Linked DNA regions of Homo sapiens: regions 2, 3, 4, 5, 6 and 7 are each linked to region 1. A link is a loop called in an ENCODE intact Hi-C map of the cell type or tissue named here. Cell type or tissue: PC-3. All regions are shown on one strand. Region 1 has its middle 33 kb from the start of SERPINB7. Region 2 has its middle 24 kb from the start of SERPINB12. Region 3 has its middle 20 kb from the start of SERPINB11. Region 4 has its middle 8.7 kb from the start of SERPINB13. Region 5 has its middle 44 kb from the start of SERPINB2. Region 6 overlaps SERPINB10 (serpin family B member 10). Region 7 has its middle 15 kb from the start of SERPINB3.

The links. A loop is a pair of places that touch in the nucleus more often than their neighbours do. Peaks named below come from ENCODE experiments on the same cell type or tissue, not always from the same donor. Only the 100,000 strongest peaks of a DNase experiment are listed, where the experiment ranks them.
Region 2: it touches region 1 in a loop (9-fold over the local background); 15 of 110 quality-filtered maps call a loop at or near these places.
Region 3: a loop joins it to region 1, with 7 times the contacts of the local background. A loop is called at or near these places in 5 of 110 quality-filtered maps.
Region 4: a loop joins it to region 1, with 8 times the contacts of the local background. A loop is called at or near these places in 7 of 110 quality-filtered maps.
Region 5: a loop joins it to region 1, with 12 times the contacts of the local background. A loop is called at or near these places in 8 of 110 quality-filtered maps.
Region 6: a loop joins it to region 1, with 9 times the contacts of the local background. A loop is called at or near these places in 4 of 110 quality-filtered maps.
Region 7: a loop joins it to region 1, with 6 times the contacts of the local background. A loop is called at or near these places in 5 of 110 quality-filtered maps.

Annotation. Positions count from the first base shown.
Region 1 is chr18:63,740,404-63,744,403 of GRCh38, reverse strand. No RefSeq gene overlaps it. Among named protein-coding and RNA genes, the nearest start is that of SERPINB7, 33 kb to the left of the region's middle. In PC-3, a CTCF peak has its summit at 2,452 (motif pointing right); a DNase peak (open chromatin) is centred at 2,433; H3K27ac peaks cover 2,655 bases.
Region 2 is chr18:63,516,163-63,520,162 of GRCh38, reverse strand. It overlaps a transcript of SERPINB12 not described here. Among named protein-coding and RNA genes, the nearest start is that of SERPINB12, 24 kb to the left of the region's middle. In PC-3, a CTCF peak has its summit at 1,544 (motif pointing left); a DNase peak (open chromatin) is centred at 1,522.
Region 3 is chr18:63,681,422-63,685,421 of GRCh38, reverse strand. No RefSeq gene overlaps it. Among named protein-coding and RNA genes, the nearest start is that of SERPINB11, 20 kb to the left of the region's middle. In PC-3, no CTCF peak of the experiment used is centred here; DNase peaks (open chromatin) are centred at 2,081 and 3,681; H3K4me3 peaks cover 1,086 bases; H3K27ac peaks cover 3,798 bases.
Region 4 is chr18:63,576,604-63,580,603 of GRCh38, reverse strand. No RefSeq gene overlaps it. Among named protein-coding and RNA genes, the nearest start is that of SERPINB13, 8.7 kb to the left of the region's middle. In PC-3, a CTCF peak has its summit at 2,063 (motif pointing right); no DNase peak of the experiment used is centred here.
Region 5 is chr18:63,842,106-63,846,105 of GRCh38, reverse strand. No RefSeq gene overlaps it. Among named protein-coding and RNA genes, the nearest start is that of SERPINB2, 44 kb to the left of the region's middle. In PC-3, a CTCF peak has its summit at 1,678 (motif pointing right); a DNase peak (open chromatin) is centred at 1,695; H3K27ac peaks cover 2,800 bases.
Region 6 is chr18:63,934,411-63,938,410 of GRCh38, reverse strand. It overlaps SERPINB10 (serpin family B member 10), which reads right to left. Exons shown (of 8, transcript NM_005024.3): 8 at 2,300-3,573. The coding sequence ends at 3,169. Among named protein-coding and RNA genes, the nearest start is that of HMSD, 13 kb to the left of the region's middle. In PC-3, CTCF peaks have their summits at 1,855 and 2,054 (motif pointing right); a DNase peak (open chromatin) is centred at 2,090; H3K4me3 peaks cover 1,336 bases.
Region 7 is chr18:63,675,134-63,679,133 of GRCh38, reverse strand. No RefSeq gene overlaps it. Among named protein-coding and RNA genes, the nearest start is that of SERPINB3, 15 kb to the right of the region's middle. In PC-3, a CTCF peak has its summit at 2,401; a DNase peak (open chromatin) is centred at 2,393; H3K27ac peaks cover 2,233 bases.

The DNA of each region.
Region 1 (4,000 bases):
CGAAACTTGAGTTTAGATTCTGGTTCTTTGACTTACTGTGTGTCCTCAGGTAAATTGCTTAATCTCTCTGAGCCTGCATTGTCTAAACTTTAAAATATGGTTGATTGTATCACCTACCCTGTTGGTTGCTGTTGCAGAACAAATGACAAATAACTATAAAACACTTAACACAAGGCAAGCACAGAGTAAAACCTCAATAAATATCAACTATTATTATTAATAATTGGTATTTTTTATGATTCTCTGATGTAGCCCTTAGGATATTTGAGAACCTATGTTTTCCTTGCTTTATTTGGCCAAAAACTTAAGTGACAACTGTAAGTTATACAGCTATGATCTCCTACTGAGCAATAGGCACATGTCTTTGGCAATTGCTGTTACTTCCTCACTGTACCTTTTCTTTTATTTTAAATACAAATAAAATTTTATTTGTATATCAAAGACTCTATGAAATGATAACATAATGTTAACAGAGTTGATGTCAAAACACCAATAGGTTTGAAGTTATAGATGATAAATCACTTTGTTTCATTCAACCTTCCCTCGATTACATTATAGAGCATCCCTGGTATGCTCCCAGTTGAATCTTAAGTATGATGTATCTCACTGTGTCTTTTCTACCCTGCTGCTGGGGAACTTATTTCCAAGGCATCGACCTCTGCAGCCACCTGCATAAAAGGGCCAAAATGGTTGTAATTTCTTTGAGGAAGCCTGTCCCTGGAGCTAAGGTGTAGCTGTTGTTCTCATCGGCCCAAGCCACGGCCAATGGTGTTCTTGCCTGTCCTCTCTCCTGGGGCCCTTTCCCCTGGAGCTGTCTACATAATGTGGAAATAAAAATCTTCAAAGGGAGCTATCCCACTTGGCATGGTATAGCTAAGCAAACAGGTTTCAGGGTACATTACAGGCTCCCCACCTTCTCAGAGACTATTTAAACCCTATCCCATTCCTGACTTGCTTGTAGACTAAGTCCTCCCCAGATCTACCCCAGAAAACTCCAATTCCAACTTCATCCTATAATAAAATATAGATGTAATAATGTTAAATGGGACTTGTCTCATTTCTGAGTTTGTCTGCTGGTCCAAGGCAGATATTAGCAGATAATAAGCATGCATCATGCTGTAAAGAGGGCTACCAGGGCATCCACTCAAGATAGGCCAAGACACCATGGGCCTGGTCTGATGACCCTGACCTCAAGGCTCACATCCAAGATACTGGAGAGGATGCTGAGGATTTTCCCCTGGAGGTTAGAGAATGGGGGTTTCTTGGGAGGAAAAGGGGAAAGGGATGCTGCTTCTCTCCACATGAAGGAGAGGGGGATAAATTCCCCATACCTTATACCATAGGCGGGGGAGCTGGATTTAAGAGAAAGAAAACACACATAGAGAGGGAGGTACTTGCCACTAGGAGAAATCGACATCTCCCGGGCAACTGGATGTCTGCTGGGATGCAGAAACCTTGAGCCTTGTGAAATAAGGAGTTCAGGGCCGGGCACGGTGGCTCACACCTGTAATCCCAGCACTTTAGAAGGGCAAGGTGGGCAGATCGCTTGAGGTCATGGGCTCAAGACCAGCCTGGCCAACATGGAGAAACCCCGTCTCTACTAAAAATACACAAATTAGCTGGGCATGGTGGTCAGTGCCTATAATCCCAGCTATTCGGGAGGCTGAGGTACGAGAATCCCTTGAACCCAGGAGGCAAAGATTGCAGTGATCTGAGATCATGCCACTGCACTCCAGCCTGGGTGACAGCAAGACTCCATCTCAAAAAAAAAAAAGAAAAAAAAAAGACAGAGAGAGAAAAGAAAGAGACAAGCACTAAGTCAACAATGACCTCCCAGCACAAAGGCTAGAGGAGTACTATCACACACAAAAGCTGAAACAGAGAGGATGCATCTGTATGGTGGGTGAGAAAGTTTGTAAAAGTCAAAGGTTCTAGGACCTGAGCCAGGAAAAAGCTTAGCCACAGGGAGGAGCTGATTTCTGCAGTGAGCAGTGCAGTGCTCCATCTAAACTAGTGTCGTTCATCTCAAAGGCTTAGTTGTGGGACTGAAGGAGAAGCTATAGAGAATCAGAATTAGAACTCAGTTCTCTAAACTGCAAATTTAACCCCACCCACAAATGTACTGGGTGTTACTACAGCAATAGCATGGAGGACAGGACATTGACTCTGAAGCTGGGGCTTCCTAGGCTCAAATCTTGGCTCTGCAACTAACACTGATCTAGGCAAACCACTGACATTGTCCAATTCTCTGTCTTCTCATCTTGGACTGAAAATAGCAATAAGACATGCCACGTAGAGTTATGGGACCAAATTAGTGAGATATGTACAACGGTGCCTGGCATGAAGTTATAATACTGCAATAAATGTTAGCTCTTGTTTCTGTTGTCATCCTGGGCTTCCACAAGGACAGATTATATCTTTTATTCATCCCGTGTTACTGTCTCATCCACAAGGAGGAGCTCAATACACACTGGTTGACAAAAGGATTATAACTTTAATGTAAAAGCTGAATAAAATTTCAATGAATAATGGGCAAAACTCGTTACCTTATTTAATATTAGGAAACTTCATTTTGGAGATGTCAGAAGATTCTTGATCATCCCTAACAATTCTTTTTTTTTTTTTTTTTTTTTTTGAGACAGGGTCTTGCTATGTCACCCAGACTGGAATGCAGTGGTGGGATCTCGGCTCACTACAACCTCTGCGTCCCGGGTTCAAGCAATTCTCCTGCCTCAGCCTCCCGAGTAGCTGGGATTACAGGCACCCGCCACCATGCCAGGCTAATTTTTGTATTTTTAGTAGAGACAGGGTTTCACCATGTTGGCCAGGCTGGTCTCGATCTCCTGACCTCGTGATCTGCCTGTCTTGGCCTCCCAAAGTGCTGAGATTACAGGCGTGAGCCACAACGCTTGGCCAATCATCCCTAACAATTTTACAAGATTTGAATCGTATCCTAACAAATCAGCAACCACTAAACAGATAAGCTCTCTGTTATCAACACCTTGAATTCAGTTAGACAGTCTGGGCTTCCCCTTTCTAAACTGTAGCTTAGATCTTCTGGGAAACCAGCTCAACACAAGTTGTATTTTTAACCATCTGATATATGTAGTACACAGGCTTTTTCATCTCCTTGCTAAGAAGAGAATGTGTATGTAGAAATAAAACATTTTTTTCTACACTGTAACCTGAAGCCACCTTAACTTGCTTATAGAACAATCTTATTAGAATTGTCAGTGGAGCTCTGTCATGGGCCAAGTTCAGTGCACTAACTCCACCCAGCTTATCTCACTCAGGCCATTGCTCTTCACTTTGCAATTCTACAACATAGTAGGTACTAAAAGCATCAAAACAGTTAAAGAATGAATTCTGTCATTCATTCAACTGATATTTATTGAAGATCTACCATGCTCCCGGAATTGTTGTTGCTGAGACAACACAAAAATATAAAACCCCTGCCCTCATGAAACTTACATTCTAGTAGGGAGATATTGCCAGTAAACAAGATAAATAAGTAAAGTGTATGTCAAGAGAGAAGTAAATGCTAATGAGAAAAGTAAAACAGCAAAGAGGGATTGAGAGTGTGTACTGAGGTTGCAATTTAGATAGAAGCTGAAGCTCAGAGTCTGATATCTCTAAGTGGGAATTACGAGCATGGCCAGGGTCCCAGATGGACCCCTGTGATTATGCAGGAATTCGGGTGGCATGGGAGCACATGAAGAAGTGGTGAGGGAGCCTAATGGAGATTATTTGAATGAGGAAAAAAGAAACATCCTGGAAAGAATTTATGCTCAAGTGCAGAGTCAGAGTCAGGATGTCCATGACCAAAGGACGTGGTTCAGGCTGGGAGATGAGGGGTGATTATGCAAGCAGCCCACCTGTCTGCTCAGGTCATGTTCCTCTCCCCACCACAGTCTGAATCTCAGAGAGAAAAGGCACCATGGAACAGTTCAAAGAACTTCTGCAACATCTGAACAAGACTGGGAGGTCAAGTCAGCCCTGA
Region 2 (4,000 bases), 220 kb after region 1:
AGGAAAAGGTTACTCATGGAACCTGTCTCTGAGGAAGAGCAAGAGCCTCACACCTGAAAACAGAGCTGAGGGTGAAGGCCCTGGTTTGGACTACAGAAGATTCCCAGGGGCAAAGGGACAGATTCCTGATGAGCGCGTTTCACATGGGGTACCTGTTCTAGAGATAGGCAGGGAGCTAAGAAGCAGGCACCAAGACAGGGCATCCATGACAATGAGCCAGCCCCACGGGGCTGAGTTTCCCAACACAGGATCCTTGGAAACTGCCTCAGAATCACCCGTGATGCTTATTTCAAAATACTCATTCTCGAGCCTACCTTAGATAATAAGTCAGAACCTATAGAGATGGGACCGTGGAATCTGCATTTTAACAAAATTCTCAGGAGATGCTGAGACATATGAAATTTTTAGGACTCCTAGAATGAGGGATGAGGCATCTCGTGACAACAAGAAACACATGGCAAAGTTACCAACTCCCAGCCTTCAGGGCTGGATTCCACCCAGAAGACCTAGTTCCCTAACATGAAAGAGGCTCATGATTTTCAACAGTTAATTGCAATAATGCACCAAATGGTACTGGAATCTAGGAAACCAAGCTAGGAGGGCAGTCCATTGGTATATCAGACTGAGAGGGACAGAAGGGGCGGAGTTGAGGCAGAAGCAAAGAACAATTAGCGAAAGTTCAAGAAACAAAGTGAGGATCAAAGTACCAGTCCCTACCTTACAGGGTTTTTGTGCTACACATAAATGTGGTTGTGTATATCAAGCATCTAGCACATGGCTGGTACAGAGTAGATCCACAGCAGATCTCAGCTGCCCTGGGATTCATTCCACTGATTTTTCCTTTTATAAGCACTTTGCAGAGCCACTGTTGAAGGTCTTAAGGAAGCTAAACTAGGGTGGTCCCTGTCTCCCGGCCCCACACACCTGGTGCTCACAGAGCCACATCAGGTAAGTTGGGGCTGAGTCCCCGGGTCTTACCTGTGGACGGATGCTCATACGGGTAGAAGTGCTTTTGGGCAGTGCCTTGCTTGCTCCTACTCACCAAGACCCAGTACCACCAGACTCTATGAGCCTCGTATTTCAGTGTCCCCACCCTGAACTGTGAGTGGTAAATCATAGTCACGCCGGGTGCAACGTGAGTTCTAGAAAGACGGAAAGTAAAGTTTCAATTAAGCAAGATGAATAGATTCTAGAGATCTGCTGTTCAACGCTGTAATAATATATTGTTATTATTATTACAGCTGATAATAATATATTGTTGTACACTGAAAATTAGTTAGGAAGTTACACCTCATATTAACCGTTCTTACCATAAACAAATTTTTTAAGCTTGGGGAGGTGGCCTAGAATGAAACGTTAAGGAATGTTGCAGAGTGTCTTGGTGGCAAGGAGAAGAAAGCACTTCAACAACGTCCCCATAGCAGCAGGGGCAGAAGGTCTAAGGCAGGGCGGGAGTTCACAGACCTTAAAGAAAAGCTGTAGCAACTGACCGTTCCAGGCCCTGAGCAGCACTGTTATAATGTGACGGACAGCGCCATCTAGTGGAAGAGAAAATGAACAGAAGTGACCGATTCTCTTAAAGGTTGATGATAACATTGCGTTTGAGTCGGAAGGCACCTTAACAGTTAATATTTTACAGAGGAAACATAGAGACTAAGTTTGATTTCCCCACAGATTAAGCCAGTTCTCAAGTGACAGAGCTGTTTCCTTCTCAGCCCTGACATCCACCCAGACAAAGAAGCAAACTCTATGGTGTCAGGGTCGAGACAACAACCAGAAAAAACTTCATACCTAGCAAAAATAACACCTCTCCTGAGGCCAATGGAGATGAAGAAAACCTGAAAAGCTCCTTTCTGGAGAGCATTTTTACTATTCCGCCCTGTTATATAGAGAGCGCGACCATATAATTATTCTTCCACACCAGGACAATTCTGAAAGGGAAAAGGGCATCAAAAATAATTACAGTTATAGAGCTAAAGTTGCATAGATAGATGAAATCTGAATTGACAGCTGCTTTTATTTTACCGGCGGACCTTTAAAATCGTTCTATACAAAAAAAAAAGTTTTCAAAACTAAAATTCTCTTTTTTTTTTTTTGAGACAGAGTCTCGCTCTGTTGCCCAGGCTGGAGTACAGTGGGGCAATCTCAGCTCACTGCAACCTCCACCTCCCGGTTCAAGCGATTCTCCTGCCTCAGCCTCCCGAGTAGTTGGGATTACGGGTGTGCACCACAACGCCTGGCTAATTTTTGTATTGTTAGTACAGACGCGGTTTCTCCATGTTGGCCAGGCTGGTCTCAAACTCCTGACCTCAGGTTATCCGCCCACCTAGGCCTCCCAAAGTGCTAGGATTACAGGCGTGAGCCACCGCGCCCGGCCCTAATAAAATTCTCTTTTAAAATAGCATGTGTCTAGCTAGGCGCACTGTTTCACGCCTGTAATCCTAGCACTTTGGGAGCCTGAGGCCGGTGGATCACCTGAGGTCAGCAGTTCGAGACCAGCCTGGCCAACATGGTGAAATCCTGTCTCTACTAAAAATACAAAAATTAGCCGGGCATGGTGGCATGCACCTGTAATCCCAGCTACTCAGCAGGCTGAGAGAGGAGAATCGTCTGAACCCGGGAGAAGAAGGTTGCAGTGAGCTGAGATCGCCCACTGCACTCCAGCCCCATCTCAAAAAATAATAATAATTAATTAATTAAAAATAAAATAAAATAGCATGTATCTGTACACACTAAGCAAAATGTGAAAAAACTTTTTGTTATCTCAGTGTGAAAAAAACACAAACAAACAAAATCATTATTCTTGTATAATCTCAGGTATTTTAGAAATCCTGGTCTCCAAAGCTGTCACTACAATTTTTCCGAAGAATTTAGTTTCTCAATGTGCTGTATTATTTTTAATTCTTTTATAAAATTGCCAGAAATCTTCTTCAAAGCTCATTTTATGATTAACGAAATTGGGGTTGTTAGAAGATAGTCTTTCAGTAGATGCTGAAATACCTGCTAAGCTCAGAGCAAATTCTACATAAGGGATATTGTTGATTAAAACTTTTCCATAATTTAATTCTTAAATAATCCAGCTCTAATATTGTCACAGCTATGGTTTCTTTGCCTCTATTCAGAGAAAATGTTTTCAAAAAGCCGGAACTTGTCAAATAAGTTATCTGTTTATGATTATTTTGAACATTTCACCAAGTTTAGAAAGTGCAAAATTGAGGACCTTGGTTTCATTCTGTACTGGTAAAAAATACATATATATATGAAGTTGTCTAATTAAAAGTACAAATCCTATCAAAAGATCCCTCCCACGAGTTGAAATATTCCAAAATGCAATTATAGAATTTCAAAATTAAACATCACACACGTTTGAACTCTTATTCTTAAATTTGTTCAGCTCCCTCTTTCTTTCTTTGGTGATTAATTTATATGGCGTCCTGTCTGCAGGCTTTGTTTTTGATAATTTTAATTAGCTAAAAGCAGCAAAAGCTGAGGTTTTCTTATGCTCTGTTTCATAAATGCTTTGTGTAGACACTTCCAACTGATTTTGAGGGGAAATGCAATGAAAAGGTAAATGATTGGTTTACTAAAAACAACAAAACTTTAATACTAATATGGGACATGAGTTGATTCATAATATAGTTTTTCAAAGATTCCGACACTTCTAAAACCCAACTGATGAAGGCTTCACAAAAAACTGCAATTATTCTGTACATACATTTAAAAACTTGTACAGAGGACCCTAGAGATTAGTAAGGGATGGAGGGGAGATAGAGATTTGTTAAAAAATACAAAATTACAGTGTTCTATAGCACTGTGGGGTGACTTCAGTTAATAATAATATAGTACAGGCCTTCTAATAGCTAGGTGTATATTGAGTGTTCCCAACACAAAGCAATGATAAATATTTGAGATGGTGGATATGCTAATTACCCTGATCTGATTACTACACATAATATGTATCAAAACATCACGCTATACCCCATAAATATATACAATTGTT
Region 3 (4,000 bases), 59 kb after region 1:
TAAAGCCTGAAAGCCAAGCTACAAGTTAAATCCTCAGACCAGATTGAGAACTTGTTTTCCTATTTGGCATGCTTTCCTCTGATTGGTCCCCACCCTTAACCTATTTTACATATACCTACCCTTTCCTAATTGGTTTTCTACATTGTCATGCCCACCTTTGAGTGGTGTCTTCACTTTAAACTTTTTTGCTACTCACAAACCAATCAGCATGCATTCCCCATTCTGAGTCCATGAAAGACCCTGGACCCAGCCACAGAGGGACTTTCACACCTTCAGGTAGGGGGACCACTCCCATGTTCCCTCTCCACTGAAAGCTGTTTCATCGCTCAATAAAATTCTTTTCCATCCTCCTCACTCTTCAGTGTCCTGCGTATCCTCTTTCTTCTTGAGTATGGTACAAGAGCTCAGGGATCGCTGAATGTGGGTACAAGCTATAACACAGGCAAGTTGGGGCATGCCAGCATGGCTGAGTGGGGCCCAGGTGGGGCATTGCCAGCCAGAGATCTTCAGCTTGCAAAGCAAGCAAGAAGAAAAATCCTACATCAGAACTTTATGAGGGAAATCAAGGATTAGCTGATCTCATTCTGTGGAATGAGCATGTTTAGTTGACAACATACCTGTGCACAACAAAGAAGGGATGATATATAGTGGTTTTCAGCCTTCATTCCTAATTCTTTCTCACTGTAAATTCATCAAAAGCCTTAGTTGGGTATCCAACAAATATTAATTGATCATCTATAACATGCAAGGTACTGTTCTAGTGTAACTGAGTTATCCCAATTTTTCTAAGAGATATAGAATGAGGTTTTTTTCTCTTCTTTTCTCTTTCCTCCCTTTCCCCAATTCCCCCACTTCTTACTTAGCTCTTTAGAAATGCAGTTAAAACCATTTACCTTCCCTTCAACAGGCAAAATTATCTAACCATGTGCTTACTTAAAAGCTCCAGGGCAGAAATATCTCCCACCAGGAGATTGCCTTGAGAGACAATAGTCAATTTATAACCAAAAGTATGCCTGCTACAAAATTCTCTCCCACCTGGAGAGAATCTGGAGACAAGACCACTCTACAATCTAGTTCTGACCATGATGGTGCCAGCTCAACCACCCAGTAGGTCAAATACCAAAACAAGTCACATGGACTCCCCACCAGCTCACTCCCTCCCTGCGTGCCATTCATGCCACATTCCCTCTTAAAATCCCCTGCTTTCTGCTCCAAAAGTGAAGCAGTACCCTTAAGGCAGGAAGCCTATACTTCTTCCCCTAAGCTAGCTTTGGAATAGAAAATCACGTTCTTTATACCAGACCTCATTCTTGTGCGCTGCACTCTGCAAGCAGTGAGTGACTGCTTTGCACTAGCATGATGCATACAGCAAGGAATACAGCAAATTCCCCACCTTTGGGATCTTCCCTGCACGGATCATGTAGGAAGTGGTGGGATGGGCTGGGCTGGGCTGGGCTGGATCAGATCGATTTTGTGACATGCAGGCTTTATAAACCCTCTTTTGCCACAGTTTCAGAGGGGTCCTAATGCTGCTGTTATAAAAATAACTAAATAATAAAAATTAAAATTGAGAAGTCCATGTTACTCGTTTATTATAGAAAATTCTGAGTTTCCATCTGCAATTCAGATTTTTAATATAGTGTCTTCCTCAACTGTCTTGAAAGCTGAGTGATTTCTTCCACAGCTGTCCAATCTCTGCGGCTAGTTACCCTTTGTCCTAGGAAACCATTCTCTTGTCACCTACAGACCCTGAAGCTTCTGTCCGGAAAACATAGTTTCTCACTCAGCTGCCTTTTTGCCTATATATTGGCTAGAGCAGCAGGAGATTGAGTCTGTAATGAAATGGAAAGCCCATGTGCCCAAATTAGGCATCTCTGATAAATGGAACCCCATTAGACTCCTCCTCTAATGGCCACAGATCCTGGGTTTTAAAACAGTATTGCTGGTTTGACTTACTAAGGCTGATCAGCTTCCTGCATTTCTCAATCTTACAAAAAATCACCACCCCTCCACCCTAGCCTGTCACCACCCTCTGTGTTCCCATGCTCCTTAAAGACTGCATTCCACAGTGCTTGCGTTAATGGGGTGGAGAGGCAAGGTTCAGCTTCTCAAAGAAAGGCTTACTCAGAGAATACACAGATCAACTGTTGGGAGTTCCTATCCATTTGCCTTGTTGTTTTTACAACCTGTGTACTGAATAATGCTGAGAACAGTAAATAGTGAACATGATATGTTGCTGTTATCCGAGGTTTGTGTGTACAATAGAGTCTTATCTGAGAATTTATTGAGAGAAAAAGAAAAGAGAGAGAAAGAAGAAAGAAAAAAGGGAAGAGAGAAGGAAAAGAAAGAATGAAAGAAAGAAAGGAAAGAAAGAGAGAGAGAAAAGGAAGAAAGAAAGAGAGAGAAAGAGAGAAAGAAAAAGAAAGAAGAAAGAAAGAAAAAGAAGGAGGGAAGGAAGTAGGCAGGGAGAGGAGGAAGGAAGGGAGAGAGGGAGGGAGGAAGGGAGGAAGGCAGGCAGGAAGGCAGGCAGGAAGGCAGGCAGGAAGACAGGCAGGCAGGCAGGAAGGAAGGAAGGGAGGGAGGGAGGGAGGGAAGGAGGACTTTTTCAGTGCTGAGATCCAAAAGGGAGAATCTGGAACAGGGAGGGAAAAAAAATGTTGTTGGTTTTTGTTAGTTCTTATTTTGTTGGGATAGGGAGGTGGTATCCAGATCACAGAGTAAATGCTGGGTCACACAACAATTTAATTAGTGTAATCTTGTTTAGAGAGATAAATATAAAATATTTAACAAATCCACTCATAAAAATAATTCAAAACAGAGTACTTGATTTAATAAACATAGAAATACTAAAAATGTATATAATATACCAAAGAAGGAAGAGTGAAAGGAGCTAGAAGTCATTGTGGAGGGATCAAAATGGAGGCATAAAGAGATGGGCAGTGAGGGAGGAGAAGGACGAAGGCAGAAGAAAGGAAGATGCCAGAGCTAACGGGAAAGAAAAAGTGTGTCAAACAACAGGCTCCAGTAGGAGCAGGGTTGTGGGAGATCAAACTTGTCCTCCATGATTGATTTCATCGAGGCCAGACCACTAGTCCTGTTTTCCAGGCAATCTTGGGAAAATCCTCTGGCCTCATATTTTTCAGCTGCAAATCAAGGCAGTTGTATCTAATGCTTTGCTGGAGTCACTTCTCTGACCTGGTCTTGCCCCATCTCTGAGGCCTAAAGGTGGCCCTGTGAGTGGCCAAAGTTCAGCAGACCCATGAAAGCACTTATACTGCTGTTTGTTCTGCTAAATCATTAATTAGCTTGTATTTTTTTCTCCCTCAAAGTATGTTTTGTAATTTACGCTTGCTGCTTTTTCTTCTGAGGTCCTTTTTGGGTCCAAGAGTCTATGATTCTGGAACCAACAGCTATCTGATTACCTGATTCTCACAGCTTTTAATGTCAGCCCATAGACTCCAGGAAATGAGATACTGTGCTATTAAGCAAGCAAGAGAGTCTATAAAGCATTGAATCATGAGATTCTGTAACTGACCCAGGTACAAATGCCAGAAGACTGGTCTTTTGCCTGTCTGTTTTACAGGCAAGAAACAAACAGAATTTCTTCTTCCAATTACATAACACAATGAATAGAGACAAGATGACACCATTTGTAGTTCATATTTGCTCAACTTATTAAAGAACAAAAGCTCACGGAATCACTGGAACTTGCCAATGAAGGCAAAATAGTGCAAAGACTGCCAAGGTTTTTAGATTTATTGTGTTTAAATAATGGTCTCAGATTTCCTGGGCACCTTCACACAGAATCAATGTTGATATATTTGCACATTGACTAAACACATTTGATGTCTTGGCCTCTCAAGTTACTTATTTACTTATTTAATGTGTATTCATGGGCAGATATTACCAAATGAGTGGCTGAGCACCATGAGCATGGACTCTGGTCTCATTTTACTTTTCATCTTTTACATACCCTAGGACTATACTGGTATAGAGTAGT
Region 4 (4,000 bases), 160 kb after region 1:
CTTTTTTTCCAGAATAGGGCACTTAGATATGCTTCAAAAACATGGTCAAGTAGATATCCTTTCTCCTCAATTATTTTCTTATGGCAACTGGGAATTTGCTGCCTGTTGGTCATAAAAAATGTTATCTTGATATTTTTAAGCCAAATCTTTTTCTGAAATAATCAAATCATCCTTTACTGACATTAAATTATCCAGCTTTAGATCCTGCACCTTCCTCTTGCTTTAAGTTGTCATACAATGACTTCGGTTTTTCTCTAATCATATTAGAGTCTATAGGTGTGCCTTTCTTATAGTAATTCTGCCCCCATATAAAAGCTGCATTTTCAATATAAAATGAAAACGTGTTTCTCAAAAAGTGTAAAGTTTTCATATCTGCTGGTGTAGCTGCAAAGACAGCTTTACGCATTTCCTTTTCTTTTTTTTACAATGGTCCTGATACTGGGTTCATTTATCTTGAAACGGTGGGAAAATGCAACTGCAGACCTCAATCTATGGTAGATATCAAGGAATTCAACTTTTTCTTATAATGTTATTGCTTTTCTCTGTTTCTTGGGCACACTTTCAGCATCACTGGTGGCACTTCATACAGGTCCCATGATGTTATTCAAGCTGTATGGTATTGCACTAAACATGATGAAAAATACACAAGAACTGTGAGAGATCACTTTTTATTGTCATACACAACTTACTGGACAGATGAGCTGCTCAGGCAGAGATCATTGTCCTCACACTGTGCTTCAAACAGATACTTGCAACACTTGAGCTCACTGTAATAGCAATAGGAGTTGGCTACGAAATTATTACAGTAATACACTATGTACTACAGCTAATTTATGCAATTATGACTTAACATTGCATCTTTACTTTTGTTCTTGTTTCTTTTAACTGCAAGTAGCACCAAGTATGACTATCTGTAAGTGTTCGTGTGCACAAGTTTTGATACATTTTAATTTTTTATAATAGATTTGTACATATGTTATGGGAGTAAATGATAAAATAGGCTAGTACCTACATATACTTTATGCCTTCGTTACATACCTAACTTTTTCTTAATATTTTTGGTATTTCTAGACTGTACAGCAATTTGAAAAATCTGTGATTTGAAAAACCTGCAAGTTTTTTCAAATTGTCCCAAATCTCCAAAATATTTTCCAGTATATTTTTTGAGAAAACTCTGAGTACAAGCGGATCCATGCAGCTCAAACCCGTGTTGCTTGAGGGTCAACTGTATAGTGCTGCAAGTTAGCATATTTGTTACATATTGAAGAGGAGGTAGAAAGTAATAATTAAAAAGGGATGTAGGGGGAATTTTAGAGCAATGGTAATGTTCTATTTTTTTAATCTGGGTGGTGGCTCCATGGTTGCTCACTTTGTGATAATTTATTGAGCTATATGTATACATTTTAATGTTTCCATATTTGTGTTATTCATCACAAGAAAAATAAATTTGTTCAATTTATTTATAGATATTTTATCATTTTGATATTCTTGTGAATACAGTCTTTGGGTTTTCCATTCATTCATTCAGTCAGTCAATCAACAAGTATTTCCTGAGCATCCACTATTTGCCAGATATTGCTTTAGGTACTGAGGTAAAGCAATGAATAAGATGTAGATGTAAAAGGTCCAGTCTCTCATTAAATTCACATTCTTTGGGGGTGATACAAACAATAAATAAACAAAAACAAGATAATCTCAAATAAAATTAAGTGCTATGAATTGAATAAGGCGTTGTGTTGGTGAATAGTTATTACTGGTGTATAAGAAAAAAAAATTTGGATATCTAGCAAACCATCTTGAAGAACATTCTTTATGGTAAATTATAAGCTTATTCGCTTAGATTTTCTAGAAAGATGACCATAAAACCTCTGCATAATGGTTTGGCCTCTTTTTACCAATATTTATTCCCCTGATGGAACTATTCTTCAGTATAATGGAGGACACCTACTTTCAAATCTCTCTGCACAAAACTCAGATGAACAAGCATAGCAGTAAGACACCATTTTAAAACTGCACTTCACTGTACCGACAGAAGAGGGCACTCTTTCACCAAGAAAACAGAGTATGGCCCCCGACTCACCTTCATAAAGTTGCCTGTCCTTTTCAGTCCAAAAATCCTGCACATTTCAGTATGAACAAGAAAAAGTACCAAACAAATATGTAAAATTACTATACAAAGAAAACGGTGAAAATTAAAACTTTTAGCCATGGAGATACTACCCAAGAAATCAATCATGAGGGAGAATAAAGCTGTAGTGTAACACTAGCTTATGAACTAAATATTGTTTGGAAAGAGATTGCGAATATGAAGAATGCTTCAAGTCATAATTTAAAAAACTCAGAATATATATGAATAACAAAATAACCACAGAAAGAAAGTACTGTAATGAGCTATGTCTGAATTAAATAGAAATGATGGAAATAAAAAAATCATCTCAGAAATGGGCCTAGACTACCAGTTGCCTACAGGAGAAAGTACAATAAAGAATATAGAGAAGAGAAATAAAAATAGCCTAGAGAACAAAAACAAAATAAAGAGAGTAAAAGCATAAAAGAATGAAATAAAGACAGGCAAAGAAATCTAAAATATGTGTAACCATAGTCTCTGAAGTACAGAAATAAAACAGTGGAGTAGAAATGATATTTACAGCTATAATCCAAGAAAACAGTTCAAAAATAAAATAAATCCCAAATCTGTACATTGAAATGGCCTACAATGTAACTAGGAAAATTGACCCTGAATGATAAAGTCTAAGACATATTCTGGAAAATCAGTCTTAACATCTGCCGAGAAGAGAAAAAGAGGGAAAGAGAAGAGAGAAAGAGAATGAGAGAGAATCAAGTCAATATAAAGTAAAGAAAGCAAGTTAACATCAGACTTCTTGAGAACAACATACAGACCAGTGGAACAATAAAGAGATTCCAAGTCCAAACCAAGAATTTTATATGCCAAAAAGTATTCTTTCATGAATGGTCTTTCAAGACCATAAAGAAACTATGTTAAACAGTCAAGAACTTAGAGAATATTGTACTTGTTAGCCCTTCTTGAGAAATCTACCAGAGGATGAGCTTCATCCAGTAACCAAAAAAAAAAAAAAAAAAAGATTGAAGAAGAAACTTTAGCAAAAGACTGACAGCACAAATATATTTTATTATAGCTCTAAGACTAAAGCAAACATGTGAATAAGAGTAGGAAAGTAATATATAAATGTTCTATGTTTTATATGGGCTGCCAAAGTAAAAAAAATGACAATAAAGTGAGAGGAAATGCTAGAAAGAAATTAGAAGGTAGAATATAAATCTGTTGATTATTAGGCAGTAGATGGGTGTCAAAAGACATCACTTAAAAATGATAAAAGCCTAAGTAAATAAAAGAGTACCGTGAGGCCATTAGGTCATAATATTGTATAAAAATAATGTCTAGAACAAAAATACAAACTTTCCTAAACATCACAAGGAAAAATTAAAAAGAGAAAAAATTGTAAAATAACAAGACAATACGATTCTAAAGTTCATATGGAAAAATAAACAAACAAGAATAAATAGGAAACCATTGCAAAGGAAAAGCAACAAAGCTTCCATAATTAAAACACTGATGTTGGTACATGAATAAACAGACCAAAGGAAGAGGCTAGTAAATCCATCAACAGACCTAACCACATATGGAAATTGAGTATATGATAAATGTGGCAACTCAAATCCCAAAGGGAAAGATAGATGTTGTTGTCGTCGTTGTTGTTTAAGATGGAGTTTTACTCTTGTCACCCAGGCTGGAGTGCAATAGCGTGATCTCGGCTCACTGCAACCTCCGCCTCCTGGGTTCCAGTGATTCTCCTGTTTCAGTGTCCCGAGTAGCTGGGAAACAGGCACCTGCCACTATGCCCACCTAATTTTTGTATTTTTAGTAGAGATGGGGTTTCACCACGTTGGCCAAACTGGTCTCTAACTCCTGACCTCAAGTAATCTGCCTGCCTCAGCCTCCCAAAGTGCTGGGATTACA
Region 5 (4,000 bases), 100 kb before region 1:
AACTCTTATATCTCAAAGCACCTAGGAAATGACTACCTAAATGAGTAAGATTCAGATTTAGGCATTTATTTGTCAATAACTGATTAATTATACCTCTAACTGTCTATCACCTCTGGGACTCATTGAATGCCCCTCTTAGGACTGGGCTGAGGGATTTCTTTTACTATGTAAGTACTCAGAGCTGAAATTCAGCTGGTTTGTACAGTACAGCAGACTCAAAGCAAAATTCTTACAATACTTTCATACCAGTAAATTGCTGATGCACCATTCTCCAAATCCCCCCCTGCTCCTGTCCCTGTCCCTTCCTTGGGAGGCCCAGTCACCTCTCCATCCAGTAATTTTACTGTGTGTCACAGGAAGGGGCCTCCATCATGCTCCAATGCTGCATCTGGAGTCGTTCTGATGGATTGACGCCCACTGGCAAAATAATTAAACAATTCAATTAAACAATTTGAATACCACCTCTCTTCACTTCTATTTTATTCAGTCACTTATTTTAAGCTCTTTAAAGGTATCATTACTTTGGCCTTTAACTCAAAATTAGAACTAAGTGTGGGAAGTCACTGGAAAATCTAAAATAGCTGTTTTAGTCATTTTTTCTGCCACAATACACAGGAGAGTTTGTGTGTTCATCACACACTGAGGGGCTACAGCATGGATAAAGTGGGCTGTGGTTCATGCCCAGCTGCAATTCAATCATTTTTTTGATTATTATTTTCAATTATTATTTCTTCTTGTTACTGATATCTGTTAACTGTAGGCATCACAATTCCTATTTACCTCCTTTGGTTCAGGTGAGTAGTTTGTGTCTTTCTGAAAAGTGATGTCATTCCGTTCTGGAGATAAGTAAAGAGGCAATTCTGTGAGTTGCTCCTGAATTTGTCCTTTACAGCATGACACATTTATATTTCCTGCAGTTTGGTCCCTTCCCATAATATCAGAATAGCCATAACAAAGTGCAATGAAAATATAACGAAGTATGATGTGCTTCCAAACCAAAAAGGAAATTTTTACACTTGCCTTTTGGAGATTAACCAAACTGACACTCACTGGGAACATAATCAGTGATAGATCATATTGACAGTGCAGCAGAAAAGAGCCATTCCTAGCTCACTTGTCTACTTGATGATTAAATGGTATTTTGAAGGCATATTCACAATCCACAATTGTTTTTATTTTAAAATTCTTCTGCTTGAAAACTGCCTAACAAATGACCAAATTCAACATTAACAAATTCCATAATCCTGAGCACCTTGGGAAACACCAATAAATTAATTGAACAAAAAATTCAGTAATGACTAATTTTCTTTACCAGAGATTTAAATATTCACATTTAGAAAGTATTTGTAATAGCATTTCTCTCTACTGCATGTCTGGGTAGAGCAGTGGTTCTCAACCAGGGATGATTTTGACCCCCAAGGTGTGGTAGCAATGTCTGGAAGCCTTTTTGATGGTCCCAGCTTGGAAGGGCAGAGGAGGGAGTGGTGTTGTTTTCATCTAGTGGATGGACACAATGGGCATTGCCAAATACCTTTCGGTTCACAGGACAGCCCACCACAACAAAGAATCATTGGCACAAAATGTCAGTCATACTGAGATTGAGAAAACCTGATACAGAACAGGCAACCTCTTTAAGGATAATCCCTTGAAAACTACAAAAGCAAAAAAGTAAACACTAGGGGTCAGTACGAAGTCATGAAATGTTGCTTCCGAAGCACTCTCCAACCTGTCAAAGAGTCCACATTGATTCTAAAACTTTTCTTGTATAGATTATAAGAAACAAGTAAATGTACTGATGTTAGGAATCAGGGCTTTTCACTATGGGGGAACAGAGATACACATAGGAAATGGGGCAAGGTGAGAATGAACCCTGTGGGATTGGATTTGATTTGTAGATAGTGTAGATACATTAATATATTATATTGTGTTATATATCACATCTTATCCTATCTTATCTTATTCTGGCATGTTGATTTCCTATATCTGTTCAAAGAAAAGCCTTAGAAATGAGGACTCTAATAAACAAGGAACAATTCTGGACCCCAAATCTTGTTTTTAGATGATACCATTCTCTATTTAAAGGAACTAGAGCTTCTCAGAGAACTGGCTGATTCCAGAATGAGACAGGATGAGCCTGGGATATCTCGTTGGGTAAGAGAGTAAGGAAGCACTCAAAGCATGATGGAGACCCCTCAAAAGAACACAGTCCTTTGAAGGGGCTTCCAAATTTGGGCAATTTGTGCATGATAAAAAAAATTAAAAAGCTAATAGACATAATATATTGAATTAATTTAAAAGGTACATATTAATGAGAGAGAAAAAAGCTATAAATTTATGAGAATGTTAGCTAAATAAAATAGAAGAAGGGATAGAATGTTAAGGTAGGATTTCTTTTTTTTTTTTTTCTTTGAGACGGAGTCTCACTCTGTCACCCAGCTGGAGTGCAGTAGCACGATCTCAGCTCACTGCAACCTCTGCCTCCCGGGCTCAAGCGATTCTCGTGCCTCAGCCTCCTGAGTAGCTGGGATTACAGGCACACACCACCGCGCCCAGCTAATTTTTGTATTTTTAGTAGAGATGGGGTTTCACCATGTTGCTCAGGCTAGTGTTGAACTCTTGACCTCAGGTGATCCACCTGCCTCAGCCTCGCAAAGTGCTGGGATTACAGGCGTCAGCCACTGCGCCCGGCCAAGATATGATTTTTAATCCCAAATAGATTTGCTGCTCCTTCGGCAAGGATTATCAACAGACGACAGAACCACTAGGTGGAATGTTGTTGGGGGAGAGTACTACACTGTCTCAAAACCCCATGGATTACTTATTAATGAAAAAGGGAAAATTTTTCTTTTAAAACAGAAAGATCGGCCAGTCATCCCTGCACTGGGTCGTCAAACAGCTCTATCAAGAACGGACGACCTGACATCATGTGTCCCTGATTTAATACACTGAGGATGACACATCACCCATGTAATCATCTTGCCAAAATGTTTAACCTGAATCTCATTATGAGGCAACAATCAGATAACTCTAGGATGTGGAGCTTTATACAAGACTGCTGTCCAAACGTTTCAAAAAAGATCAAGACCAGGAAAAACAAAAGAAAACCAAAAAGTCAGGGACAGAATCAGGTCAAAGTGATTAGTGAAATATATAACCAAATGCAATGTGAAAATCTTTGTTGGATCCCGAATTCTCCCAAAATAACTGCAAGTGGAGTTTTTAAAACAATATAGAAAATTTAAGTATGTACTATATTTTATATGAAACATTTAATTAAGGCTTATTTTCTCAAGCGTAATAAAGGTATTGTGGTATGAAGGAAATGTTCTTATTCTCAAGAGAGGCATATTACGGTATTTAGGGAAAGTATCATGGTGCATGCAACTTTCATTCAAATTGTTCAGGAGACAGATGACAGATAGATAATAGATATAAACCATATGTAACAAAATATTAACAATTGCTGAATCTGGATGAAGTTTGCGCAAGTGTTTACTATACAGTTCTTTCAACTACTCTGCAATTTTAAAACTTCCAAAATAAAGAAAATGTAAAGTTTTTACACCATTCAATGGCGATTTTTTAAAATGAAGAAAGATTTTAATTTTCATTACCACCATTACTAGAATGATATTTTTTTCTTAAGCTCTATAAGCTTTGGAAGAACTTTAGTGTCTACATAAATGCATTTTAACATAGAAGGCAGTGCTTTGCCTCCACCCTATTCTGCCAAAGATGAATGGCCTTAAGTTTTAAAATATAAAATAAGATTTTCAAACTCCTGACATTTAAGGAAGTTTCAAATGCTCCATTTGAGACACATGGCTTTTCCAGTCATTTTCATGGGTAGTTCATGGCTTGAACAATGACAATCTGCAGTGACTTACCCGAAGGAAGGAGACAGAATGTCCAAAGAAGCTCCAGAAGGGGTCCAGGCACACCTGCAGCCGCTGAGCCAGGATTTATGTTCAACTAAAGCTACCAACTCAGAGAACTTTCA
Region 6 (4,000 bases), 190 kb before region 1:
GCTGTGATTACAGAAATGAGCCACCATGCCCAGCAATGCCAACATTTAAGATATGGCTTCAGAAAGAGGACATAGCAAAAAGGATGTAAAAAAGGAGAAGATACAGAAAAAGCTGGACAAAGAAAAAGAAGGAGGTGAATAGTATCAGCAGCTGCTACTAGAGGAAAAGGAACATTAAGATTGAAGAGAGCCCACTTCTCAGTATTCTAGTCACTACTTACCTTAGTGAGAGTGGTTGGGATAAAAATCAAATTGAATTGGATTGAGATATAAAAGGGAAAAGTGAAGACAGCCCTCTTCGACTACTCTTTCAAGAAACCTAGCCATGAGGAACTAGAGAGAGCATGCTGTCTACAGATAGAGGGAAGCTGGAACAAGGATAGTATGGTAAGGACAGATGGCATTTACCATGTCTTTTGCCTTCTGAATAGTGACAATCAGAAACAGCAGGTAAAATACTAGGAAATTAGGGAAATGTCTTTGATTTAATGAAAAACCTAAACTAAAAAATGTATGGAAGAGCTGTTTAAAAAGGAGGATGGACAGGACCTGGGGATTGTTGGGTAGGAGGGTGAGGAAGGAGAAAGCTGGCATGATTTGCAGACTTACTGACTTGGACAAGCCAGTGAATGGCAGTGACAATAAGCAAGATTGGGGAAAGAGGAAACTGAATGAATTTGGAAGAGAAAATGAATTTCGTTTTTGACATGCTAAGGTTATATGGAAAGTTCAGGGGAAGTTTGGGAGGCAAAGGTGGGAAGGTCACTTGAGCTCAGGAGTTCGAGACCAGCCTGGGCAACATAATGAGACCCTTTCTCTACAAAAAAAGAAAAACTTAGTGGTCCTCAACAAATCGATATAGTTGAAGTCACGGGAATGGAGTGATTTTCCAGAGGGTGTGTGAAGAGCACCAGAGCCCTAAGAACGCCAAAATATAAGCGGTCAATAGAGGAAAAAAGAGCCGGAAAAAGACACTTGGAGAGGCAAGAGAGGCACAGAAAGAACTAGATAAGAGAGTTACTGAAAACAACAAATAAAAGGAGGAGGACTTTTGAGGAGGAAGTTGAGCAGTTTGGGGAGATGACCAGGTTCATATGGGATCACAGAGTGCGTGGCCATAGTTAAGTGGCAGTAAAAGTGCCTAGATTCGAGCGGGTGTAGAATCTTGTGGGTTGGGGGTTAGCCGGGCATCTAGGAGGAACTGAAAGCTGCAGATGTGTGGACAGATGATGGTGCAGGTACCGATGACCAGGAAGCTGAGCCAGATGCTGAAATCCGGAGATGTCGGGAAAAGAGCAGAGGCTCCCGTGTGGTCTAGGAGCTGAGTCAGACGGAGAAATACAGGGCTCGGAGTCCCTGAAAGCAACAGGTAACTTCAGGCCCTAAAATTGGGGTAGCCCCGGCCTCGAGGTGATCCCTGCCCGAGCCTAGCGCCGGTTCTGGGCCAGGGCGCGTGGGGTGTAGGAGCGATGGGCGATGCTACCCGTAGCTCCGTGGAGAGATGGGGCCGGTGAGGCATCCCTAGGGCCACCCCCCCCAACTCCGGGGGGAGTTCCTTCCTCCGGGCTCTGAGCACCAGCTGATGGCGCCCTCCTGAGCCCCTGCCTCCCCACACCGTGTTCTTCCCTTCCGCGCTGGCCTTGCGGGAACTCGCCCGCCCCTGCTAGGGCTCCGCCCCACGGGCGGGCGTGGGTTTCACTCGGAAGCTCTTTCAAGGATTCTGCGCCGCTTGCATTCTGCGGGGCTGGACTGTGTCCGCGGAAGCTCCCCCATCCCCTCAGCCAACCCCGTGCTCCCCTCGAGGGCTCCTGGGAGGACTGGGCTGGCAGCGGGGGTGGGGGTCGCAGGATGCCACGGGTAGGAGGTCATGGGGGGAGGATCACCTTGATGTCCACTTCGGGGAGAGAAGGGTCAAGGGACACCTCATACACCCTAAGGAGACCATCTATTAGTTCCCGCCATAGCGCCCCGTTTATTTCCGTCACCTCACCGATCACCAGCTGTAATTAGAATTAGGTGTTGTTGAGGCTGTGGTTCGCTCTCCACGTCCACTAGAATTAGTCACCAGGAGGTGGCAGCCGAGGCACACCGCGTTCCCCCGCCCTGGACCAGTGTTAGAGGCGACGCGCTCAGGCCTTCTGTGCGGACCCGGAAGGAAGGTCAGGTCCCGGGGCCCGAAAGGAAGAGGCAGCAGCCGAGGATGGGCGCCCAGGAGGAGGAACGCGCGCTGCATTGCGCTCGCCGGGGCTAAGGCTACTGGGGGATGTTGGTATTGAGTATTTCAGCCATCCATAATGACTATTTTTAATAAAACTTTTATTTTGGAATAATTTTAGATTGGCAGAAGAGGTGCAGAGATAATACAGCTAATTCTCATATACTCCAGTACAGTTTCCCCAAGTGATAACATCTTACATGACCACGGTACATTTGTCAAAACTAGGGCACCAACATTGAGAGATTGCTACTAGCTAAACTTCAAATTTCATTTGGATTTCACTAGTTTTTTAAGCTAATGTCAATATAAGTATTTTTTAAATAGCAGAAAAAGGGGGTTTAGTTTTACAATCATAATTTATGAGCCACCAAAATGATTTTTTTGAGACAGGGTCTTGCTCTGTTGCCCAGGTTGGAGTGCACTGGTGTGATCTTGGCTCACTGCAGTCTCAACCTCCTGGGCTCAAGCAATCCTCCTACCTCAGCCTCCTGAGTAGCTGGGAACACAGGTGTGCACCACCATGCCGGGCTAAATTTTTGATCAAAACGATATTCTTGAGAAACTTCGTATTTATCAATATCATATCACCTTTATAAAGATTTTTTTTCATTTAATGATGTATATGAAATATATGATAACAAGTATCATGGATATTGCAAGTGATCAAGAATTGTAAGGCATTCAGTTGAATAGCATAGTACTTCTGAAATGTAAATGAAAGTCACATTAGACAAAATGTTAACGTGTTAAAAATAAAAATCGTCATTCTCTCCAGCTGTACAGATATGACAGGATCATTAGAATGCATTATTTCAAGATCTATTTACTTATATTCAAATGTGAAAAAGGTTTAGACTACAAACTCATTTTTGTGAAAATTGTGCTTTTCCATCTCATGGTACATTTTTCACACTGTAAGATGGTCTTGTTTGTTGAGAGATATGCAGGATTTAGGGGGAGCATAATCTTCCATAAAAAAGAATGGTGTTGGTTTTATTGTGCCTGATGAAGAAGAGGAATGGGTGATTTGCATTGAATTCAATGGATGGGACTCTAATTCGTATATCTATCTCACTCCCACTGCCAGCTGCAGCTTCAGTACCTTGTTCATTTATTTCCACAAAAGCCTTATGGAAAACATTGGACAAAAATAGGTTTCTTGCTGAAGACATTCCTGAGAAATCAGCTTTGCTTTGGCTGAAGGCATCACTCATCCCCATACTGCTCAGGGTTGACTTGAGATCATAACTGTCTTCCAGCTTGAACTTGGGAAGGTGTAGCTGCACTTCATACAACTCCATCATGTCTGCACTGGTCCACTCATTCAGCTTCTCATAGGTGATGGCCTTTTCCAGCTGCCCATTTGGAACCAAGAAAGAAAGAATCAGTAATTCCAAAGTGGAATGAAAAACAGTAGTAGAGAGAGCACCCTAGGAATTACATAGGTGAATTATGATCACTCCCGTTACTCAGGGTGACAACACACACACATCTGGAAATCCTTTGGTTGTATAATGTTGACCTTCAAAATCTTTTTTCTGCAGATTAATTGCTATCCGGATATAGGAGAATTAGAGTTTAATTCAAAATGGAAGTACTTCTGCTATAGTATGCAAGACATCAGCTATACACTCAAATACATAAATATAAATATACATTTAGATGTTAGCTATACAAAAGCATATACTCTAGTTCAAGTTGTAAGCCAAGGCACAAAAAATCTTGTTTATCGACATGGGAGACAGCTCTTTGAAAACAAAATTTGGAATAAAATAACACGTC
Region 7 (4,000 bases), 65 kb after region 1:
AGGCAGGCGGATCACAAGGACAAGAGATTGAGACCATGCTGGCCAACATGGTGAAACCTCATCTCTACTAAAAATACAAAAATTAGCTGGGCGTGGTGGCACGTGCCTGTAGTCCCAGCTATTCAGGAGGCTGAGGCAGGAGAATTGCTTGAACCTGGGAGGCGGAGGTTGCAGTGAGCCAAGATCGCGCCACTGTGCCCCAGCCTGGCAACAGAGTGAGACTCTGTCTCAAAAAAAAAAAAAAAAAAAAAAAAAAACTCCTTTATTTTCAAACCACATATCTCTGTGAAGCCATATATTCTTCAACCAAAACAACATATTGCAACAGATTGAAGGCACATGCAGATACATAAATCTAGCAAGACATAATTACACTAAATCAAACATTAAAGAGATTTGTAAAAATGTAAAACAATGCCTTTTTTACCACTATTTTTTGTATACTGGAAAACATAGCTTTTTAAATTAAAAATGTGTCATTTACATTAACATGCAATGGTTGTAATGTTTTTTAATATTAAGATGTTATTTTATAAGTTTATATTTAAACTTTTTCTGCTTAAATTTCTGATGGAGTAAATATCATTAGAAAAATGCACATAAACAAAAGTTCTTTGAGATTTCCTTAATAATTCTGAAGAGCTTAAAGGGGTCCTGAAACCAAAATGTCTGGGTACCTGCTGTACTGTACATTTCTGCTGCATTTAGTATGCTGAACATTCTCTTCTAGCTTTCATTTCTCTTCTCTCATCTTCCTCAGTGCACCATTCCAACTCCTTTTCCTCTTTCCAACATCTAGTTTTCCCCTAGTTTTCATCCTTTGCTTCCTTATTATTATATTATGTCTTCTCTCTCTCTGGGTGACCTCCACCACTCACATTATTTTAACAACGTCCCAAATAGATGACATCCAAATATGTATCTGTAATCTGATTATTTTACCATACTCTGTACTAGCAAAACCAGCTACCTACATCTTGATGTTTCTTAAAAAGCTAAACTCAAATATTCCCAAACTGAGCATGTGAGTGAATGGTACCATCATTAAATCCTACCACGTAAGTCAGAGATCTGTGAGTCATCCTAGATTCCTTTTTCCCCTACCTCCCTCATCCACTACCAAGCCCTGTAGTTTTTGCTTCTTAAATATTCCTCCTTCCGTGGATTGCGTTAGCTCAAAATCTCATGACCTAGATACATTATTGCAAACCTTCCTAATGGGCTTCCTATTACTCCCTGTTACTACTGGTCCCTCGTTTCTCAAAAAAAAAAAAAAAAAAAAAAAGTCTGTAGTTATTATCCTGAAATACAGATCTATTCATACCACCCACATGCTTAAAACTCTTCAGTAGCTCCCCAGGGCCTTCAGAAAAAAAACTCAGGTCTTTCATCATGACACAAGAAGCCTTCATTATTAGGCAATTTTTCCTTCCCAGTCTCATCACCCTTGTGAGTGTCTCTTCCTGCATTTCTTGCTTTAGCAAAACAGAATTATTTGCTTTTCCCCATCACAATTTGCGTGTCTCCTCCCTTTGCTGTAATGCATGCCATCTCAGACTTAACCACTTGTTGAGCTCCTATTCATCCTTTAAACCCTGAGAAGTTCTTCCCTTCCTCTGAAGAGTCTTTTGGATTGCATGAATGTCAGTTCCTGGTTTTTCTATTTGTATTATAGTTGTGCAAAATATTGTTATTGGGGGAAACTGGTAGAAAATTTCCTTATACATTTTTTGGCAATTTCCTGCTAACCTATAAGTATTTCCAAGTTTTTTAAAGATGTTTATAGATACTTCCCATTTTATCACACCAAATATTAGAAGATGTGTATTCAAGAGTTGAACTTTGATAAAATCTACAATACTTATTGCTTCATCAAGAACATTCAGAAGTGAAAAATGACGTTTTCATATATGTGTGGCAGTGAGGAATCCATGGCTACCAGCCCAGTTTGGAGCCAACATGCCCTACCTCATGCTAAATTACAGTAGTCCTAGCCATCACTTTTGCACCATCAGCACAAATCACAACACAGTGGAAAAGGCAAAAGTGTTTTAGTATTATTATAAAATTGGTTGTGTTCTTGTGGTCTCAGAAACTCTCAGGGATCCACAGATCACACACAGAGAATCTCTGATGGGAAAGACCAGGGTAAACTTAAGCAAAAACTATATCATTAAATAAGTCCACATTCTTTTTCATAATCAGATGAAATTGCTTCCTTCCCCATGCTATTGAGGAACGATGTTATTCTCTCTCCCATGATCTTCTCCCCCTTAATAACTTTAGGGATGAGGAGAGGAATCTTCAGCCTTGCTGTTGCCTTAAAGTGAAAAAGCCAGAGCCCTTTCTTGTCCCCAGGAAGTCTTGTGCTGTTGAAGTGCTATTGCAGCCACTGCCACACGGTGTCACAGGCGGTGTGGCCAGCAATGTGCTGCACCACACCAAGTTACAGGTGATCTCTGAAACCTTTGCCCAAGAACACGCTATAACTTTTTTCTATTTTTATGAAAAGCATATATTCCTTGCACATTTCCAAGCTGATAGCTAAAATGTTGCCCATAATATAAATAATTGCAGATGATTTAATTCAGGCAAATTGTGAGTTCTGTTGTTTTAAAATAAAACAGTTCCATCATTCTTTACATGCATGCAGTGAAATCTAACCATGTGAGATCCACCATCGTTAATAAATACACATGAAAAACCTATGAAATACACATGAAAAACCTCTTGAACATTCAGATATTTTACATCATTCCTTTTACCTCGGTGTTATATTTCCACTTCACTTCCTCCAAAGAATTTTCTTCTAATTTAATATACTTTTACATTTGAAAGTATTTTATTGATAACCTTGCCATATTTCTCTGAAATGAAAGTACGTACATGCATTTAAAATACAAAATGTTCTTATGACCCATGGTCATTTTTCTATATGTTTAAAAAGTTTCATCTGGATTCAGTTATCACTATACTTGTTGTTAGTGTACAATTGAAAATATATATATTTAAATTTTGATAAATAATTATTAAACATAAAAGCTAATTTTTTCTGTAGTTGCATCTCTTAATGAAGTGAATGAGAACAAAAATTTTTCTGTGGTCTTTCATTCAGGACAATTTGGTAGGCAAAATACTTTTTAAAATGTATTGATTCTGCATCTTAGATAGCATCTTAGATCTTAATAATAGGAGATTAAAACATTAATCATTTTATAAGATAAAATATAATAAAGATGGCCTGTGATATGAGTAAACATTTCATGGTAAAAACTGTCATCTTACTTGAGCATTAGGACAAATACTTAGTGCATGCAGGTCTTAAAACCTAGATGACGGGTTGACAGGTGCAGCAAACCACCATGGCACATGTATACCTGTGTAACAAACCTGCACGTTCTGTACATGTAGCCCAGAACTTAAAGTGAAATAAAAATAATAAAAATAAATAAATAAAAACTATCTTATTTGATAAAATAGCTCTTATATACTTATTAAATAATACACAGCACTCTTGAAAGAAATTATAAAATGTAATGGGTTTTATTCAACGTAGCTTAAAAATATATACTCAGTAAAACATCCCAGTTAAATTTAAAATAATCAGTCACATAGTATATACTGCTTTACCTGATTGGGTATTTTTCTTATACTAGGGTTAAGTATTAAGAAGAGTAGAAAGGAATTTGTCACATTTAAATTCATTGGCAAAAAAAAAAAAAAAAAAACACCAGGTAGAGTATTCAGTAGCTCTTGTAGATGTTCTTTTGCTTTGGTTTGCAGAGGGATGCAATTTGACAAAAGTCAAGGATTGGAGGAGGCTGAGGTATGAATGGAAAATTGTCATTACTCCCACCACTGCCCTGTAGGAGAGGAGTCCCCTCTCACATTTTCCTACCTACTTTTCTGCAGTTTTAGTTTACTATGGCAAGCTTCTAGTATTTTGGTAATTTTTTTAAAGTAGTAACTTTTAAAGAAGCAAAGCTAAGCATCCCTGGAA